5 separate regions of the Homo sapiens genome follow, and all the other regions are linked to region 2. Evidence: chromatin loops called from intact Hi-C (ENCODE). Cell type or tissue: dorsolateral prefrontal cortex. All regions are shown on one strand.

What was found. A loop is a pair of places that touch in the nucleus more often than their neighbours do. Peaks named below come from ENCODE experiments on the same cell type or tissue, not always from the same donor. Only the 100,000 strongest peaks of a DNase experiment are listed, where the experiment ranks them.
Region 1: it touches region 2 in a loop (2.4-fold over the local background); 34 of 110 quality-filtered maps call a loop at or near these places.
Region 3: it touches region 2 in a loop (3-fold over the local background); 45 of 110 quality-filtered maps call a loop at or near these places.
Region 4: it touches region 2 in a loop (2.2-fold over the local background); 14 of 110 quality-filtered maps call a loop at or near these places.
Region 5: it touches region 2 in a loop (6-fold over the local background); 89 of 110 quality-filtered maps call a loop at or near these places.

Annotation. Positions count from the first base shown.
Region 1 is chr6:41,367,332-41,371,331 of GRCh38, forward strand. No RefSeq gene overlaps it. Among named protein-coding and RNA genes, the nearest start is that of NCR2, 34 kb to the left of the region's middle. RefSeq lists enhancers at 2,128-2,628, 3,908-4,000 and a silencer at 3,266-3,466. In dorsolateral prefrontal cortex, CTCF peaks have their summits at 539 (motif pointing right), 739, 1,723 (motif pointing right) and 1,926; DNase peaks (open chromatin) are centred at 530, 1,750 and 2,224; H3K4me3 peaks cover 555 bases; H3K27me3 peaks cover 1,378 bases.
Region 2 is chr6:41,422,850-41,426,849 of GRCh38, forward strand. No RefSeq gene overlaps it. Among named protein-coding and RNA genes, the nearest start is that of LINC01276, 78 kb to the right of the region's middle. RefSeq lists enhancers at 1,506-1,725, 3,748-3,827. In dorsolateral prefrontal cortex, CTCF peaks have their summits at 1,818 (motif pointing right) and 2,027; a DNase peak (open chromatin) is centred at 1,812; H3K4me3 peaks cover 63 bases; H3K27ac peaks cover 1,917 bases.
Region 3 is chr6:41,682,167-41,686,166 of GRCh38, forward strand. It overlaps TFEB (transcription factor EB), which reads right to left. Exons shown (of 9, transcript NM_001271944.2): 8 at 3,924-4,000; 9 at 1,812-2,912. The coding sequence ends at 2,433. Among named protein-coding and RNA genes, the nearest start is that of MDFI, 46 kb to the left of the region's middle. RefSeq lists enhancers at 89-915, 916-1,741, 1,276-1,355, 1,376-1,555 and a silencer at 1,365-1,659. In dorsolateral prefrontal cortex, CTCF peaks have their summits at 177 (motif pointing left), 382 (motif pointing left) and 1,575 (motif pointing left); DNase peaks (open chromatin) are centred at 185, 665 and 1,565; H3K4me3 peaks cover 1,793 bases; H3K27ac peaks cover 4,000 bases.
Region 4 is chr6:41,503,028-41,507,027 of GRCh38, forward strand. The region is part of intron 2 of LINC01276 (long intergenic non-protein coding RNA 1276); the gene reads left to right. LOC112267957 (a long non-coding RNA gene) reads right to left here and starts at 1,974. Exons shown (of 3, transcript XR_002956346.2): 1 at 1,220-1,974. RefSeq lists enhancers at 1-369, 370-1,117, 1,821-1,920, 2,398-2,897 and silencers at 2,101-2,260, 2,291-2,370. In dorsolateral prefrontal cortex, no CTCF peak of the experiment used is centred here; DNase peaks (open chromatin) are centred at 70 and 2,362; H3K4me3 peaks cover 2,761 bases; H3K27ac peaks cover 1,667 bases; H3K27me3 peaks cover 513 bases.
Region 5 is chr6:41,589,938-41,593,937 of GRCh38, forward strand. FOXP4 (forkhead box P4) reads left to right here. Exons shown (of 17, transcript NM_001012426.2): 11 at 26-233; 12 at 334-410; 13 at 1,284-1,385. Among named protein-coding and RNA genes, the nearest start is that of MIR4641, 6.8 kb to the right of the region's middle. RefSeq lists an enhancer at 3,042-4,000. In dorsolateral prefrontal cortex, CTCF peaks have their summits at 2,240 (motif pointing left) and 2,446; a DNase peak (open chromatin) is centred at 2,234.

The DNA of each region.
Region 1 (4,000 bases), 56 kb before region 2:
CACCATGTGATCTCTGGAAACACTGGCTCCCCTTTGCCTTCTGCCATGAATGGAAGCAGCCTAAGGCTTTCACCAGATGCCCAATCTTCCAGCCAGCAGAATTGTGAGCCAAATAAATCTTTTTTCTTTATAAAGTACCCAGTCCCACGTATTCCTTTACAGCAACACCAAATGGATTGGGACACTATGAATCTATAATTATTTAAAAGTTAACAGCTTTAAAAATTGATTGTCAAAGTCATTTTGTGTCTGTCTTTTTTACTTTTAAAATATGAATCCATCACGCTAAATGGGGGCTCCTCTGGCTCCTCACAGGGCATTCAGCGTTTGGTGGGGGCAATGACCCTGGGTTTATGCGGACACAATTCCAGGATGTTCTGCAGCCAGATCTTTCCCGAAGTTTCACATCTCTCTTCCAGGACACCTGCTGTCTCTAGAAGGAGCATCCCTCTGGAGAAGGAAGGAGAGAAGGCAGAAAGTGGCCGCAGCCTAGTGGGAAGGAGACCAGTGACAGCTGCATCCCAGCCCACTAGGGAGCAGCAGAGGATGGAGAATGGTTCTCAGCTCTGCACTGGAGTGGGTGGAATCTCAGGCAGGAGAAGGGGAGGGGCTCTGCCCAGAGACCTTTCCCCAGCCTGACCACTGCAGGTGCAAAAGCAGCTTGAGCATTTCCAATGCCTGATAAAGAGGGAGCCCAGCTGGGCTCAGTGGCTCAAGCCACTAATCCTGGCACTTTGGGAGGCTGAGACTGGAGAATTGCTTAAGGCCAGGAATTAGGATTCAAGACCAGCCCAAGCAACATAGCGAGATTCCATCTCTACAGAGATTTTGAAAATTAGCTGGGTATGGTGGTGCACACCTGTAGTCCTACTTAGAAGGATGAGGTGGGACCATCACTTGAACCCAGGAGTTTGAGGCTTCAATGAGCCATGATTGTGTCACTGCACTCCTCTAAATTAATTAATGAAAATGAAACACGAAGGAAAGAGCCCTATGCCAAGCAGAGGTCTCCTGACCTTGGGATTAAAGATGGAGAAGAACTGAGGTCGACTCAGTGTGGTCACCCATTCCATGCTCTTCGTTTGTTCTGTCTGAGTATCTGAGGTCGCAGGAGTGCCCCACTCAGAACAAAGCACCTTGTTCTTCACCTTCAGGGATAAGATTGCTCAAGGAGCCTGAATCCCAGAGAAAGGACAGAGACCTCTAACTCCCCATCCATGCAACATGCATGATAGAGTTTCCCAGCTGTCCCTGAACCGGTCTCAACCTGCAGGCCCATGAACCCATCTGAAATGGGCTCAAATGGAGAATGAGAAAGGACCTTGGAACATTCCCAGAGACTAATTTGGGAGCTCAGTACATCAGCTAAAGGTATTTTCTAGATGATTCTTCAGAGCCAAGGAGAGGGAGAGCTCCTGGCCTAGGATGGAAGCCAATATTTTACTCTTCTCACACTCTGTGCACCAAGAGATGGTGTGAATGTGAGAGAATCACTCTGCAATTTTACTAGCTCTATGTTCTTAATCGAAGTGCATTGCCTCTCTTAGCCCCAATTTCCTTATCTGGATAGTATGGGAAATGACAGTTCTCTCTTCTGGAGTTACTCTATTGATTAAATAAAGTAAGTGAGACGCCGTGCAAAACACCTGGCACCTGCCAGGCAATCCGTAAGCCTTTTCCTGCGCCCCCTGTCGGCGCTGGAAAAGTTCTGTATCTTGTATCAACCCCGGCTGCAGTATCCTTCATAACCACCAGGAGGCGGTGTGGGACCACGGAGCCTGCTTTGCCCACAACTAGACTCACTGGGGGAAAGGAGAGAATTCCTCCGCCTAAGGAGCAGCGGAATTGGAGCGCCAGAATTGGAGCGCCAGAGAGACACCGGATCTTACCTTCTTGCGCTGGAGTTGCCCACGCTGTCTCCATAGCACGAAAAAGAACCAGGGTAGGCATAGCAAAGGCAACAGGTGGGACGGGGAGCCAGGGAGTGGAAACGCCGGAGGTCCTCAGGCTGGGGATCCCGGAGTCCTCGCTCAGATTCCGATTCCGGAGAAGGCCAATTCCGGGACCCTATCCATGTCCCATTCCGGGCACCTTCCTCAAAAGTAGGGGTGGGAGGGGCATAAGCCGGTCAAGTATTTCCCGGGCCTTCCGGAGCAATCTTGCCTAAGCGTTCATATTTAACGCATTGGACTGGGAAACATTTGGAGATCATTGATTAAGAAATACTCAAACCTGGGCCGGGCGCGGTGGCTCACGCCTGTAAATCCCAGCACTTTGGGAGGCCCAGGCGGGCGGATCACCTGAGGTCAGGAGTACAAGACCAGCTTGGACAACATGGTGAAACCCTGTCTCTACTAAAAATACAAAAATCAGCCCACCGTGGTGGTGGGTGCCTGTAGTCCCAGCTACTCGGGAGGCTGAGGCAGGAGAATCGCTTGAACCCGGAAGGCGGAGGTTGCAGGGAGCCGAGATTGTGCCACTGCACTCCAGCCTGGGCGACAGAGCAAGACTCCGTCTCAAAAATAAAAAAATATATATACTCAAACCTGAAACCCATGGATAAATTAAATTCTCTAGTCTTTGTTTATCGTTTTTGAAAACAAAAATTGCATTTTTTGACAGGGTTTTACCATTGCCCAGGCTGAATGCAGTGGCACAATCACAGGTCACTGCAGCCTTGACCTCCTGGGCTCAAGCGATCCTCCCACCTGAGCCTCCTCAGTATAGCTAGGACTACAGATGCGCACCACCATGACTGCTAACCTTTTAGTTTTTGTAAAGATGGGATTTCCTTAGATTGCCCAGGCTGGTGATCCTCCCACCTCGGCCACCCAAAGTGCTGGGTTTACAGGCATGAACCACCACACTTGACCCACATCGTTCTCTTTTTAAAAAAATATTCCAGCCCGGCACGGTGGCTCATGCCTCTAATCCCAGCACTTTGGTAGGCTGAGATGGGAGGATCCCTTGAGGTCAGCAGTTTGAGACCAGCTTGGCCAAGATGGTGAAATCCGTCTCTACTGAAAAAAATTTTTGTTAAAAAAATGCCGGGCCTGGTGGCGGGTGCCTGTAATCCCAACTACTTGGGAAGGCTGAGGCAGGATAATCACTTGAACCCAGGAGGTGGAGGCTGCAGCAAGCCGAGACTGCCCCACTGCACTCCAGCCTGGGAGACAGTGAGACTCCATCTAAAAAAAAAAAAAAAAATCCACTGGCTTCCCATCACACCTAGTATATAATTCAAGACACTCTCTCCCTCATCATGGCCTACAAAACGCTACAGAATCTGACCCTCCTGACTTTCCATTGACCCTCCCTTTCACCTCCACCCTCTCTCCTCCTTTTTGAGCTCCATTCCAGGCACTTTCCACATCTTAGGCCACTGCATTTGCAGTTCCCTCCGCGGGGACCCTGCCCTTTCAGAAGTCTGCATGGCTCATTCTCTTCTGGGTCTCTGTCTCCTCCCCAAGTTCCTCTCTGGCCCACTTCATCTTTCCTTCACAGCACAAAGGGCTGTCCTGCCTGATACCATGTTGTGTGACTGTGTTTATCTGTTTCCTGTCTTTCTGACCCAGGAATGTATAAGCGCCCTGAGGGATGGGATCTTGTCTTCCTGTTGCTCAGTCATTTAATAGGTACTTGCTAAGTATTTGTGGAATGAGTGAATGACTTAATTAATCTACAAGCTGTGGAGACTCAGGAAGGATCGTGATAGTGACAGCTGTTGGTAAATTTAATTCAATATGTATTGTGCGCTTATTTTGTGCCTACTGTGTGGCATTCAGCATCATCTTGTTGCTGCTATTCATTGTGGTGAAGAGAATACGGCAGCAGGTAAGTCTGATCTGGGCCCAGAGCACAGACCGTAGGCGCAGCTCATCTCTTCATTGCTTTCTCCCCATTCTTGGAGTGGCAGTAGGAACCCCCACCCCCCCCCCACACACACACACATACACACACAGAGAGAGAGAGAGAGAGAGAGAGAAAGAGAGAGAGAGAC
Region 2 (4,000 bases):
GATGCTCCAATTCTGTGAATCCATCTTGTAAACTCATGCCCCTTTGGGAAAACAGTGAAATCTTCTGCAAGCTGCACCAACAGAATGTTTTACCAAGTTTTACTTTCTATAGTTTTTCCCTTCCTGCAAAACAAAACAAAATCTTCTCCAGGGAGCTGTGCCCCTGCAACTAAAAAACTGATCTAACCCAATCTCTTTCACCATACAGGTAATGATCTTGTAACCCAGACAGAAGGGTCTTTCCTAACAATAACATTTACTGAGCAGTTACTATGTGCCAGGCATTTTCCTACATACTTTATGTGATTCATTCATTTAATGCATCCAAAAATCCTTTGAGTAGGTACTATGATTCCCCATTTTACTGATAAGAAAACTGAGGCTCCAAGAGGTGCAGTCAAGGTCACAGATATATTAAGTGGGAAGCTGGCACATGAGCCCAGGTAGCCTGGCTCCAGAGCCTGTGTTCCCAACCACTGCTCTACAACAACTGCAGGGTCACACTTGAAGTTAAGCACTTGAACCTAAGCACCAGAACCCAGTTCCAGGATTTCCTCCACCTACTGAGCACCCTGCTGATATATCAAGGGGATAGGACAATAAGATTTACTCCTGGCTCCTAGACAACATCAGCGTATTTTCATAGTGGTCCCAAGCTCCCCAGGGTGATCAGAAGACCAGGCCTCCCATCAGCCAGCCAGTGGAGGCTATTTGGAAGCCCCTCAGCTCAACTGAGGCAAGTAGTCTCTTCCCCTGCCCACCCCATCATTGCACCCTCTTCTGCTGCTACATTCTTTGTGGTCATGCCCGACTTCCCCGCTTGCCTTAAATAGAGAGCCAGAGGCCCCTCCAGGCTGCCAGGATCCAAGGAAGGCAGGATGAATCTCCCGCACAGTGGGAAGCAACCTCAGATTGGGAAGAGTTCCTCCCAAAGTCAACTCAATAAAACAAAGAAGTCTTATGGATAGGTGATTGAGTACATATTGAGTGCCTTCTGTATGCACTACATTGGTCTTTCCCTAATATTCTTTCTGATCTTGAGCAAATCACTTGGTCCTTTGGTAGCTCATTGTTGTCATCTCTGAAATGGCTAATACTAGCAGTGAGGAGTAAATTATAAGATGCAGGTGAAAAAAAGAAACTTTATAAGGCACTCTTACTTGCAATTGTAACACCACATACACACACACACACACACACACACACACACACACGCATCCCTCTGATTGAGTTGGTCATTTTGGATCTCTAAGTAGGACTGGATTTAGTTGTGTGCCCACCCTCACCCCTGCACCCATACCCCAGTAAGAAGAGAAAAATCCAGGTGAATTGTCTATCTTTAACCTCTGCCTCTGAAATAGGTTAGATCTGAAGTTATACCAGCCTCTCCGGATGCTGTCTTTGACATTTGGGAATCTTCGTCCTGGGAGAAAATACTGCATAGTCAGAGGCCCTCAGGGGATGCTGCCAGATGTAGAGGGAATTTGTCATCTATACTGTTTGCTCATTGACTTGTATAAATGCCTATGGTACTTGGGGTAAAGAAACCAGCACAGGAGTGTGTAGATTCCTGAGTTACAGTCCTGCCTCTAACCTCCCTTTCCCTGAACCTCAGCTTCTCATCTGTAAAACGGGGTGTGAGGAGGCAGTCCCAGGTCCCTCCCAGTCTAGCATTTCTTTGCAGGTTTGCTCTGCCCCTTTCCTAAGTCTTCAGACTCTCTCTCTTCTGGCCTCTTCCTGCTTCCTTTCTGTGCTGTTTAGCTGACCATCTCTAGGCTCAGTAGGTGCAGAGACCTGTTATTCCAGGAAATGCCACGAGGGGGAGCCTTCATTTGGATGCCTGGGGTCAGAAAGGAAGCCAATTTCAAGTATAAGGCTGGGGAAAAATAAAATTCAGTCAGTCCCAAGGGACCCCATCAACAGCCAGGCGAAAATAGGAGGGAGAGGGCTCTAAGCTACAAAGACCATACTCTAAGTTCTCAAAGGACTGTGATCTTGATGTATATGTTCATTCTTGTTTCTCAGTCATACACTTTAAGTATGTATGGTGGGATTATCTCATTTGACACTCAGTCTAATTCGTGAGTCCTGTAGGGCAGGTGAAATTATCTATGACCTTTACAGGTGAGACAGCCTAGTCTCTGAGAGATCCTAGGCTCACCTAGGGACACACAGCCAACATGGGGCAGAGCTGTTGATGGCCCAGGTCTTACTCTACATGTCCCCGCCCCCCGCCCCCCATGGATTTGCCCCAGGCTGAGCACACCAGGGATCTTGAGGGACACTTCTTGAATGAGTGAAGAATGAATGAATGTATGAATGAATGAACGAATGAATATGTGGGCCCTCTGGGCCTCCCTGGAGTAAGCCTTCTCTGCCATGCATTGCTCCACTCCAACACAGAGCTAACTGACAGCTTTGTGCCATTGTCTACCTCTCCCTCTCACCTTCTCACAATGTTCATCCCTTACCATGAGACTCAAAGCTGAGGGGGACTTTCAATGGGTCCAATTCACTTGCACAGGTGAGGAAAGTAAGGCTCAGGAAGGGAAAGTGACTAGCTCATTCCTACAACAAATACTTACTGAGTGCCTATTTGTGTGAAGCCCTGTTCTAAGGGCTGAGACTTTTTGTAAGCCTCTGTCTTCACAGCACCTCCAATCTAACAGAAGGAGATACACAAATCATCAGGTAAATATGCAGCAGGTTAGATGATGACAAGCGCAACTAAGAAAAACAGAGCAGGGCAAGGGAGGTGGAGAGCCTGGTGTGTGCATTGGGGTGGGACATTGGTCAGAGAAAGCCTCAGCAGAGAGGAGACCATTGTAGGAATCTGGAGGGAACAGCAAGTGCAAAGGTCCTGAGGCAGGAGTGTGCTGTCCTGCCCAGGGAACATCTAGGAGGCAGGTATGGCTGGAGTAGAGTGATGAGGAGGAGGTGAAGGGTGACAAGAAGGGGCAGAGGGGTGATCAGATCACTAGGGTTTTGTAAGGAACATTTTCTCTGAGTGAGATATACTGCTATTGGAGGTTTTGAGCAGAATAGGGACATGATCTGACTTTAGTTTTAAAGGGACAACCCTGGCTACTCTGTTGAGAACAGACTAAGAGGGAGAAGGGAGGCAGAGAGACAAGCTAGGAGGTGTTGCACTACTCTAGCAGGAGACGATGGTGGCTTGGAACAGTGAGCTCAGTGAGGAGGTGGTGAAGAGTAGCAAATTCTGGACATATTTTGAAGACAAAATAAACAAGATTTGCTAAGGCATTTGGATGAATGATGACAGAAAAAGAGAGGAGTTGAGAATAACTCCAAGATTTTCTTCCCCAGCAACTGGGAAGATGAAGCTGCCCTTTTCTGAGATGGAGAAGACTGACAGGTGGGGGACCGGGGTGGAGATCAGGATTTCCAAGTAGAACAAGTTGAGTTTGAGATGCCTGCTAGATATCCAGGTGAAGTAGGAAACTGGATTTATGGATCTGCAGGTCAGGAGCAAGATTAATAGTAGAGCTAAGAGAACAAAACCAAAATCTCACATCTCTCGACTCCCAACAGAGTTCTTTTCACAGTACGTAGAGTACTCTCCCGTGGGCTGGAGAATTTAAATACCTGCGCTCAAAACCTAAAACGCAAAGAGGAAATACGGTAACCCTGAGCGCACTACCCTAGCCCTAGCTCTAGCTCTAGCTCTAGCTCTACCAGCGCCAGAGCTGGAGGAGGTCAGAGGAGAGGGGCCGTACTGGAGGGGGCTGGCTATCTTGGGGAAGTTGGGTGAGGCCCGAGGGGGCCAAGGGCTCAGCATGCAACTGGGCCGGAGTGGGGGCTGCTGGGCTTAGGAGCGGATCTCCACCGAGGTCTGGGTTTCTTCTCTCGCAACGGTCTTGACTGTTTCCTTGAGCCACCGTCAGATATTTATTTAACCTCGCAGTTCAGCCTCCTGGGGGCCTGCAGGGAAGGGATGGAGGCAGGGCGGAGAAAGCTGGGGGAGAAGGGGAGCGAAAGA
Region 3 (4,000 bases), 260 kb after region 2:
TTGAAATACCGGAAGTAGTTCCTGGGCCGGCCTCAGCCAAATCGGTAGGACTGCAGGACTCCCAGGCAGGATGGGAGCCACCCAGGCAGACAGCTTGGAATGTACAATGAAGCTGAGACTCCCCCACCCCCACCAGCCGCGGCGGGCAGCTGCCTAGTCCTGGCCCAGGGCACCCTCTTGTGGACAGAACCCCACTCACACCCTCTGTCCTGTCGAATATGCAGTCCATACTCCAATGCCAGAGGTAGTGGCCAGGCTGAAGGAGCCCAGGGGCAGGAAAGCAGCAGGCAGGTGGAGGCGGGGATATCAGTGATCTTTTTCTTTTTTTTTTTTTTTCCTTTTTAAAAATGTTTTAAATATTTATTTCTTTTTAGCAGACATCTGCTGGCAGGAAGGGCTATCCGTGATCTTGAAGGGCTGTGAGAGGAAGCAGGTGGGCAGCCCTCCACTCCACTAGGTCAATCCCCAGGGTGAAGTGGAAGAGCCAGTGGGGTCGGGAGAGACTTCTCAGGGGCCTGAAGGACCGGCCTTGGGACTTCCCGGAGCCTTCATCCCCCGGCCAAGGCAGGCCAAGCCTAGTTAATCAGGTGTCTCACAGAGTTCAGGGCTTGACCCAGACGGGGCTCAGAGGGGTTTCCAGGGCATGGGTAAGTCCCAGGTGGTGGGGTGGAACCTGGAACTAGGAGGAGGCGCCAGCGCCCCGGCTGGCTCAGGCTCCACAAGGTCATCCCCGGCTCCATCTGACCTTGAGATTAATCCTGCAGCCTGCGCCAGCCCGGCCACCATCAGCGCCCAGCCGCCCGGCCCATTTTCCTTCTCTCCCCTCGCACGCTAATTGCTCAACGTTGATTTGATCTCCCGTTCGGCACAGAGGAAATTGCCCTATTAGCCATTTTCATCCCGGGATTTTTTTTTTTTTTTAAATTAGGCCCCTTCAGCCTCTCAGGGCGATGACGGGGAGCCATTTTGGTCTCTGCCTGAAGCGGCCGTGGAGAGCAGAGGGGAACTGGATGAAGCCCGAAAAGCCCTCTCCCTGTTCCCGCCAGGCACCGGGGCTCGAGCAGCCGCCAGTCGAACCCTGACTGTCCCCAGCCCATGTCCCCCTCCTAGGCGAGGTCATAAACACCAACGTCTCCAAGCAGAGGCCCAAGGACTGCAGCTCGGAGGAAAGGCCGCGCCCAGGCCTCGCTGCCAGAGCCAGAGCGGGGCGGGGGGACCCGGGCCCATAACACCCCACGCGCCGTCCTGGACTCCCATCTCCTCCCTGTCTAGCTCACGGGGGTCCCTTTCCCCAGAGCCCTAGCAGGACGCAGCCCCTCAGTTACCGGGAAGCCCGTCTGGCAGACAGAGCGCGAGCGCCGCCTCCAGAGCGCCCAGCTACAGCTTCTCAAGCCGGGTGGCCGCCCACCTGGGGAGGTCACCCCCAGAACAGGGGTGGGACAGAAGAAGCATGCCCCCCACCCCGGGCCCAGGGTGCCCCAAATAAGCAGCTAAGGGCGGCGCACTTGGTTTGTGAGCAACCCTCTCGCCACATCAACTAGTCTCGCTCCGGCCGCCGCTGGAGGTGTGGAACCGGCGTGGCCGCAGCGCCACCTCGTGGCCGTGAGGAGGGACCGTGCCCCCCTCAGCACCCAAACCCCTCGTCTTCCCCGGGCAGGGCTGAGGCGTGTGACAAGCGTGTTCCCTCTTCCCTGTACCCCCCACCCCGACTCCCTTCAGGCAGCATCCGCACTCTGGAGGGGGCCCGCTGGGTTGAATCCTCCCGTTCGCTGTCAGCCCTAGACCCACTCCAAAGAGACAGGACCAGCAAGTACAAAGCACAGTGTTTACTAAAGGCACAAAGTGAGGGGTCGGAGGGCAGCTGCTCTTCCGGCAGTGACCCCTCCCGCTTCTGGCAGCCCCCGCGCTCACACCACCTGGTGGAGAGCTATTAGCACCAAAGTGGGGGGTGCCCACCTGTGGGAGAGCCGAGGACCAGGCTGCGGGGTGGACCTCCTGCCATCTGAGTCCCAAAAAGGCAGGCCTGAGCACCCCCAGGACCAGTTGCCTCAGATGAGGAGCTTCCCGAACCCCTCAAGCATGTCCTTCACTGGTAATGAGGGGCTCGGGCTCAGAAGACAGGGAATCTCCACCAGGCCCTCTTCTCACCTCTAGAACACCCTGCCCCTCCCTGCCCCGCGATTCCATCTCCGGGAGAGGGGCTGAAGGCCTCTTCCCACTGCGCCAGTCAAGAGGGCTGCCCTGGGGGTGCTTCTCCTGACCCCACAGGCTGCCAGACAGGCACTAAGTCCAAACAGGGGCCAACGGGGAGGAGGGAGGCAGGGCAGGTGGCTACTTCACACACAGTGCAGCCTGAAGGGTGGGAGGGAGGTGCCCCTGGCCCTCCCAGCCCCCAGGCCGGCCCCTGTTCCCTGGCACAGGGGCAGCCAGGGTCACAGCACATCGCCCTCCTCCATGCTGAAGCTGCTCCGGCGGCTGCTGGCCTTGGAGGCCTCGGGGGACATGGTGGACAGAAGTGGATCAGAGGCCAGCGGTAGCAGTGAGTCGTCCAGGAGCATGAGGTCCAGATCCTTCTTGGACAGGCTGGGGAATGGGGAGCCATGCCCCGGCGCCAGGGGTTCGGGGTAGCCCGGGGGACCCTCGTCCTCCCTGCCCCCAAAGCTCAGGCTGTGGCTGAAGTCCAGGTGATGGAATGGGGATGGTGGCTGGGTGGGCAGGGGCAGCGGGGCTTGCGGGGGCAGAGCTGGCAGTGGCTCAGGGTCAGGGACCTCAGCCCCCAGCATCAGGGCCTCCCCTGGGCCCTCTTCGCTAGGCAGCTCCTGCTTCACCACCTGCTGGGCCAGCTCAGCCATGTTCATGCCGGACGGGGAGGTGGTAGGGAGGCCGTGCACTCGAGCCTGCATCTCCAGCTCCTGCAGGGGAGCAGACAGAAGGCTGGGGAACACACCTATGGGCACCAGCCACCAGGACCCCTCCCCTGGGCCTCTATCACAGCACTTGCCCCTGCCCTACGGCACCCAAGACCCAAAGTGTTTCCGCTGGAAGAAAGCATAGGGTAGCTCTAGAGTCTAGACCAGTGTTTTTTCAGACTACAAGTCGTAACTCATTAGTGGGTTGTGAAGCCACCGTAGTGAGTCTTGACCAGCTTTCTATTTTTTTAATTGAAATTGACTTGTCTAGACTAGACTAGAATAGAAATTATTAGAATGCATTGCATCTATTAAGGACGAGGGGAGCGTTACTTCATGAAACTGATTTTTCACTTTGTGCCTGTGTGTGCTAGATTTTAATGTAAATTGTGTCATCTACCATAAGAAAGAGAAACAAGGTGCAGTCCAATTGCCCTTTGTGTAAAGGGCCAGCCTCAGGTCTAAAGAGGACAAGAGGCCCTCAACTCAGAGCCAGGACTAGAACTCTCAGTTCCAGCTGGTAGGGCTGACTCTGCCAAGCTCCTGGTTCTTTAGGTTGGCCCTGTGGAGATTCCTAGTGCCACCCACCAAATGATTCCAGCTCTCTACCTTCCAGGCACATGATAGGTTTGCATTTTCCTGCCTCTTGAGGTTAGAGTACTTGTAGAGTGTGCTTGCATTGGCCAAGCCCATTGAACAGAAGTGACATGTGGCACCTTAAGAGTGACAATGGCTTTAAGAGCCAGCTCTAGATGTGCCATCAGAGAGCTGGGTGCCAGCAGCGTGGGTGCCAGAATGAGGGTCTCACAGAACAGAACCTCCAGCTGATATGTGTTGCTTAAAGATGCTGAGGATTGTTTGTTACCAAAGCAAAACATCCTAACTGATACATCCTCCTTCCTAATGGGCATTATTCCTGTGTCTCCAACTTCAGAAGTACAAGTACTGCCCCTTAGGGCCAGGAGCCAGGTTAAGGGTCAGAGTTACCAAAGAAGTCCAAGTTCAGGACCAGACCTGGATACGGAGCCAGAGCTGCTTGTTGGTCATCTCCAGGCGGCGAGAGTGGTTCTCCAGCTCCCTGGACTTTTGCA
Region 4 (4,000 bases), 80 kb after region 2:
CCTCCTGGAGCTGCAAGAGTTTGTGCCTGCTGAGGCCTTGCTCCACCGAGTCTTGGGGGGAGGCAGCTGGCGGGTGGGGGCGTGGCTGCCAAGGAAGTGGGTGTCGGGTACTGGGCGGGGGACAGAGCTAGGTCACAGTCGAGGTTTTCACTGACCCGAGTGGGCGGGGGTAAAGGGAATTCGTAAAAAGTTTCTTTCTTCATTAATGGCCTTTTTTCCCTATCCGAGAGCCTGGGCGCGGGAGGGAGCGAAGACGGCCGGGGGCAGGGCAGGCCCTCCGCAAGTGACACTTAATTCCCGGTCTGGACTGGGCCGGCGCTTGAAAGCAACTAAATTAGCAAAACAGAAGTCAACTGTCGATTGCTTCATTGGAGGATTAAGTGTGATAAATGGGGGGTTTGTTCGCTCTCCGGTCCAGATGTTGTGTCTAAGTAAGGGTTTTTTCAAAAAAAAGTTTTTTTACATTCTTGGCCCAGGGCCCATATATATTTTGGATACTGCTGGGAGTATATAATATCATTGGAAAATGATGCGGTCTGCTAACCTTTTAAATAACATTTCCTCCCTCCTCTATTTTCTAATAGTTTGTTTTTCTTTCCATGTTTGCCTTTTATTGGGGGAAATTTTTTTTGGAAATTAATGAGGCTCAAGTTTGGAGACCAAAATAAAAAAGGGGTGGGGGAGTGTGAGAGGTGGATGGGGTGTGGAATGAAGCTGGGTGGAGGGAGGGCTACTCTTTGTGTGTTTTAAAGCGCTCCTGGTTTGATTTTTTTTTTCTTGTAATTTTCTCTGCCGAGGCTGCCCGCGGCCCTCCGGCGGGGCTGCGCGGTGGCGCGCGCGGGAAGGGCGCCCGGGACTCTCCGCCGCGCCGGGCACCCGCTCGCCCTGCCCGGGCCGTGGGGCTGCGCGCCGCTGGCCTCCGGGAAGAACCTGCCATTCCCCCTGCAGCCGAGTCCGACGTGAGAGGGGGTGGGGGTGGGGGCGCCTCCTTCCTGAGTGAAACCTACGGAATCCGGCAGGAATTCGGGCCTCCCAGATTTAAGAAAACAAACAAAGGAAAGATTGTCAGAGAGGGGCCGCCAAGAGCCGCCGGGCCGCCGCACTGCCCTCCGCCCTCACCCCCGGGGCGCCCGGGCCTCCCAGCGGGGGCAGAACGCGAGGCTGGGGGGCTCCCCCGGGTGGTCCCCGGTGGGCTTCCCTGCCCTGGGTCTTGACTAACCTGTGTTGAGTCATCCTCCTGTCTCTAGAGCTGAAGAGGCCCCAGGGCGCATAGGAAAGGAGGGTGCTGCCGAGGTGGCTGCCTGGGGGCGGGCCCTACAGGGGTCATTTGGGGCATCCCCTGCCTCTAGGCAAATCCCCACGGAGCCCCATCCCGCACCCTCCCGCAGTGTCCAGGGCGAACCCCTGTCCCCAAGCCCAGGCTTAGGAGTGAAATCTCGACGGCTCAGGTTCCTTCTCTACGCAGTCCCCCAGCCAGACTAGGAATGGATCACCGCGCGGGTGGGCTCAGTTCCCGGCTTCGCCCGGGTCTAGGAAGAATGATAAAAAGTGAGAATGTAAAGGGAGGAGGTACTATAAAACAAAAGGGGTTAGACACCCATCAGGCAGCTGCGACCCGGTGGTAAACATGAGCGTCTCCTGTGCTCCCACCGCCTGCGTTCTTCCCGGCCGCGTCCACGTTGGTTTCCTTCTCGTTGTCTTGGTCTCTCCTGATTCTGTTCTCGTGTCAGTCTGCCCTGCCTCTGTTACTCCAAATCTCTGTGGTCTCTCTCCCTCTCTACCTTCTCTGTCTCCTTCTGAATCTGAATATGGCTCAGTGCTTCTGGCTTTCTCTTTGTCTCTGAAGCTATCTCTCTGAGAATGTCTCTGTCCCTTTCTGTCTGCCCCTCTTCGTGTTTCTCTGTCTCAAGCTGACGCTGTCTCGTGGCCTGTCTCACTGTGTCTTCTTCTGTCCTCCTCCTCGTCTTCCTCCTCCTCTCCTCCCTCCTCTCTCTCCCTCCTTCGTACCCCCCCCCGCCCCACTATTCCCCTCCATCTCTCCACCCTGCCCCCGCCTTAGGTAGCCCAGCGGGCGGGCGCCCGGCCAAGGCCGCCCTGGGCAGGGCCTTACTGGCGCTGACAGAGCCTCGCGCCCGCGGCCCAATTAGCGCGCGGCGCGAGGGACGCGGCATCTGGAATTGCGCTGCGCTCACGGCCAAGGCCGATTGTTTAGTCTGCGCGGCGGGGCGGGCGGCCCGCGCGGTGGCCCCACATCTGGAGCCTCGGCCAGACGGCCCTGCTGGCGGCTGGCCGGGGTGCGTGTGCATTTTTAACTCTGGGATTTGCTGACAAGTTAAGAAGTCAGAAAGTCAGTGACGGCGGGAACTGGCGAGGCGCTCAAGGAAGGGAGGGGCAGGCGGAGGCTCGGGCGCATCAGCCGCGGCGGAGACATGCTTGGGGGAGCGCACAGCAGCTCCGTGCTTTGGCCCAGCGCGGCCTTCCCCCAATCTACCCCCACCCGTAGCTGCCCAGCGCCGCAGCCACGCGTTGACTTTTCTTCCTTCCCGGTCTTTATCCTCTCCCACTTCTCCTTTCTCTTCATTTAGTCCCTGAATTATCCCGAAATCCCACACTTCCCAGCTGGCCAGAGCTCCTTGGAGGTCAGCCTCTAAGAGGGAAGCCCTGGAGTCTTAGGGCTCCCACGCTCTGGAGGAAACACAAAGAGGGCCAGAGAAGGCCAACAAATTGCCCGGAGGTGGCTCAGCAGTTGAGCGGCAGAGCTAGGACCAGAGGCCAACTCTCTTGACCCCTAATAGGGTTCTTGGCACAGCTCCGGGTCCCCCTTGGGGCTGATCCAATGTGAGCATTCTCACATTGTCAGAGTTCCTTCCCATCCTTTAAAAACGTGCTTTTGCACTTCCACTCATTCATTTCACAAATATCTGTAGCACACTGTGTGCCCAGCCTGGGAAACACAGCGGTAAACAAGACAGGCACGTCCTTGTGCTGCAGAGCTTACATTTTAGTGGAGAAGAGAGACAGAAACTACGCAGCAAACAAACTATCCAAAGTTAGAAACTGTTGAGGAACAGGAAAAAAATTGCTAATGTTTATTGAGTAACTATTGTGTGCCAGTCACCATTATAGATATTTTCATTTTTACCAACTCATCAAATCATTATGACCTTATGAGGTAGGCATGTGTCCCTGTTTTGCAGATGGACAATTCGAGGCTGAGAGAGTTACATGATTTATCCAAAGTCACACACGTGCACAGGTGGTGGAGCTGAGGTGCAGATTCAGGCTTGACTTCAAAACCAGGGCTCTCGCTCCAACAGTAGGCTGCAACGGCTTGAAGGACAATGGTATAGTTGTCCGGAATTGGGTAATGACATCTAGGTGATATACAATTTATTCCCAGCAGCAAAACAAGTATTTACCAGGCCGCTGCTGTAAAGATCATTACTAGCATTTGTGTACTGCTTTCCTATTTATAAGCCATTTTCACTTGCATCATCTTCTTTAATCTTCACAACTTAGAGGGGTAAGTATGATTATCATTTCCATCTCTGCCTCTGGAAACTAAGGCCTGCCAGTGTGCCCAAGCTTCACTTGAGTTTTAAGAGCGCTCCCTGCCCCAGCCCTCTTTCTCGGTAACAGAGGGCTCCATTTCTTTCCGCATTTGGTCTAGTTTTTCCTTGTTCTGTTTTCCATGGAAATACAGCTCAGTGCTCAACCTCATCCCCAGAAAATAGTGACTATATCATGCCTTTGAGATGTTTCCCCCCAGGAGCAAGTAGAGACTTTGTAATGTGCCATGGACTCTCAGCACAGTGTCCTGGTGAACCAGCCTGCTTTTCTGGTTGTGCAGCCAGGCAGACCTAACTGTTTAGGTCTGCCTAGCAGACCCACAAAGCCACACAGGGTTAGAGACCTTGGTTTCTATCCAGCCTCTACTGTGTGACCCAGCAGGTCGCTTACCCTCTCTGGACTTCAGTGTCCTCCTCTTTGAGATGGGAGA
Region 5 (4,000 bases), 170 kb after region 2:
TCAGTACCCTCCCCGTTGCTCACAGCTGAACCCGGTCCCCGGCTCCTCCTCATTCTCCAAGGTGACCGTCTCTGCAGCAGACTCATTCCCAGATGGTCTCGTGCACCCCCCGACCTCGGCCGCAGCCCCTGTCACCCCTCTACGGCCCCCTGGCCTGGGCTCTGCCTCCCTGCATGGTGGGGGCCCAGCCCGTCGGAGAAGCAGTGACAAGTTCTGCTCCCCCATCTCCTCAGGTGAGGGTGGGCTGGGGGCTGCAGGGCGACAGCAGCGTGAGGCTGTTTTTCCCATCTGAGCCCCATATCTGGCTACCTCATCCTCTGCCTGTCTCCCCAGAGCTGGCCCAGAATCATGAGTTCTACAAGAACGCCGACGTCCGGCCCCCCTTCACCTACGCCTCCCTCATCCGCCAGGTGAGCAGGGCAGGTAGGAGGAGGGTGGGGAATGGCACACAGGCTGCTCCCCCAGCCCCCGCCACACCCCTGCCTCCAGGAAGGTCCTGGGGCCAAGCAATGGAGCTGTCCCGCTCCCTCTCACGTGGCGGTCTTCCCTCTCTGCTGTGCGGGGCTCTCCTGCAGGCTGGGCCCTGTCAGCCTGCTGCATAGGGTTATGTGTCTCTGGGGGTGCACACACTGTTCTTCTTACTGACACCCACCGTGGCATTCATGTGCTCATTTCCACGTACACAGCCCGCCATGATAGACTCAGGGTCACTCTTCGTCTCTCTCCTTTGTCTTTCCTCCCTCAAGCCCATGATCTTCATGTCACCAATGTTCACATAGTATTCACACTCAAGCATGAACTTACATCGACACATATGTCCTCCCTGATACCCACACAGGCATGTACACCTTCACACACATTCTTTCTGTCACACACACACTGTGCTTAGGGTACCTTTTGCCAAAATCAGGATAAATTCCAAACAGCCTCCACCCCGTGGACATCTCTCCCAAGAAAGACAGGACTGACTGCTTTCACCCTCGGTGCAGGGCCAGGTACTAAAGGCATTTTCTCTCCAGAAGCAGCTCCAATCCTTCTTGTACAAATACATAGCCCTTGGAGGCTCCTGCCCTCTTTATCCTTGGCCAAGCTATAACCAGCCTGTCCCTCTGAGGGGACCCACCAGCCACCACCCATCTTGTTATCCACACATTTCTGAGCAGGTCTTCTCACAAAGTGAACTCGGGGCTAGGCAGAAGGGAGAGGTACTGGGGGAGGGAACCCAGGGCTGTGACCCTTCGAGGCCCAGGCTGACGGTCCCTTTGCTTGTTCCTTCCCCGCAGGCCATCCTGGAAACCCCTGACAGGCAGCTGACCCTGAATGAGATCTATAACTGGTTCACCAGGATGTTCGCCTATTTCCGCAGAAACACTGCCACCTGGAAGGTGAAGCAGGCCCCTTCCACCTTCTGGGCCCCAGTCACCCTTGGACCTGCCATATCCCATGGAGACCAAGGCTGCCTAACAATTAGTTCCCTAAACCATTAGTCCTGCAGAAACAGCCACCCAAGGGCCCAGCCAGGGCTGCATGCCCACGCCCACCTCAGCAGGGGCTGTGGATTGTTCCATAACCTTTTAATGATCCCTTCCTTCCAGCCTGGTGCTGCCTCCTTTCTGGGAAGCAATCCTTCTCTAGGGTACACCCCCAAGGGCCCCAAAGACGCCAGCCCCACGAGGTAGGGCCTCTAGGAATTGCTAATGCCCAAGCTTGATACAGAAGCCTGGGCCGAATTTCACAGAGACCCTAAGGGTCTGGATACCTTGGCTTAAGGTACATGTTCTGAAGCCTGAGGTGGGGCTAGGAAAGCGCAGGTATAGACACACGGATGGACCAAGAGCCGTGGACCACACATTGGGGCACTGACGGCACTCACAGCCCTCCCCAGCTCTGCCATCCCTGGCAGGAAGATAATTGTCTCCATCCAATTAGTCATTTCAACACCTTCAGCCATAAGTTTTCCTGGGAGAGCAGAAGCAGGCAAGAGGGGGACTCTAGAAAAATGGGAGACAGATGCTGGGGTACTAGGCCATTTATTTTTCTATAGCCAAAAGGGGGGTGTGTGTGTGTGTCTGTCTGTCTGTCTCAAGGTGGGAAGGTGATATCTAAATTGGGAGAGTGGGCGGGGCGGGGGGAAGAAGGAGAGAGTGTTCGCCCCTGCAGGGAAGGTTAGACGCGGGGAAGGACTCCCTCTCAGAACCTTAATTGGATCCCTGGCTCTTGAGTCCCCCTGCTGGCCACTGAAGAAACTGCAGTTAAACGGGCTACCTCCCCCAATCCCACTAGGTTTCAACAAGTGTTACTGAACCCCTCCTCCCCACCAGCGCCCAGGACTTGGTGGGGTCTGCACAGTGCCTGCCTACCCTTTGCCCTGGGATTATGCTAAGTGCAGCAGAAGGGACTGCATCATGACTTTCATATGCTCATACCCAATTCCCAAAGCTTGGGAGAGAAGCTGGGAGGCTGTTGGGACAGCTGCTGTAATTGGCTGTGAGTGATGTCATTTTCTGCCAACCACATTCCTGCCCTCTTTCTGAGCCAGCAGGGCTTGCTTGGGACCACCTGGTCCAGTCTCCAACCTCCAAGTCAGTTCAGATACCAGGTTTTTATAAATGATAGAGTCCTACAAACATAAGGGATGATTATAATTATTACCTAATGTTTAATAAAGCATATTAATCTTTTGCCTTTAGGGGTAGTAATATAGAGCCTCCTTTCCATAAGACAGCCTCCTTTTTGGGGGCAAAGTACTGCTAAGCCACCTACCTTCCTTCCTTCCTTCTGTCTTACCTGTAATGCCCTGCTGCAATTTTCTAATTCTCTCTTCTCTTGAGGTCAGGTTAGGTGACCTGGTTTAGGTGACTTCCTTAAACTACTCAGTGACCATCCTGAAGCCACCCCCCTGATATTCTAACCCTGCCGCCCTTGCCCAGCCCAGCCTTTCACATCTCTGTGGTGTGTTCCTCCTAGTTCTTCACCCCCATCTCCCCTCACCTAGTCTAGGGTCCAGTAAGAAGCATCTGGGCTGGGGAAAGTGAACGACTAAGTGGGTGACTTTGCCAGTTAGCAGTGTTCTGCTGCTGCCTCTGTGCCTGAGGCCACTGCCTGAGCCTTCCTCATGGCACAGCAGAATCCATCCAGCTTGAGGTCCACTTTGACCTTCTGGTTTTTTTCAGCCAAATGCATTCATGTTACTTGGGAAATACACCATCTACACCCAACTCTGCTTCCCTTCCACCTCTACTTTCCACTCATTTCTCAGCCCCTCAGGTCATCTCTGCTCCTCTCCCGAATTATTTGTGCTTTCTTCTTTCCCTTCTTCACCTTTGCTGGCTCCCACCCTGAGATACTTTCCACCTCAGACCAGGGCAGAAGGGTTGGGAGCGGGCATGGTGTGGGCCCAGCCAGCTGCCGTTCATCCAGGGACAGAGCTGCCATCTGCCAAGCTGATGGTCCTTGCTGGCCCTCCCCGTGTCCATCCCCTCCCAAGGCCCGTGTTGTGGGCCCGTCCTTTTGTTTACGAAGCCCCTGCCAGACCCCTTAAATTGCCGTTAATGTTTCAGCGTAACGAATTAGTCTCTCATCACGAATCAGGCTTCGAAATGAGGGAAAAAAGCCCCGGTGAGGCCATCCTCGGAAATTGGGGTCATTCTCATTTGCAAAGCGGAGGATCGGAGCCCCGTAATGCGGGCAAATTTATTCCGAGGCAGGAGCCCCGGCGTGATTAGGCCCTTTGTAATTATCGCTCCAAGAGATTCCACTCCAGCCGCCCGCCTCCCTCGTGGATTAGCAAGCGAGTCGGAAAAATACACAGGATTTAATTAGAGGCAAATTAAAATTGGTAATGAAATCGGGCCAGTTGCAAGTGGCAAGAGTTGGAAGGGAGAGAGGGAGAGGGATCTCCAGGGGCACGGGCTGCCTGCCCTACCCGCTTTCTTCCCCGTTTAGAAATGTAAAGAGGAGACAAGGATGGGGACGAGGCGGGGGAGGCTAAGGGAGGACA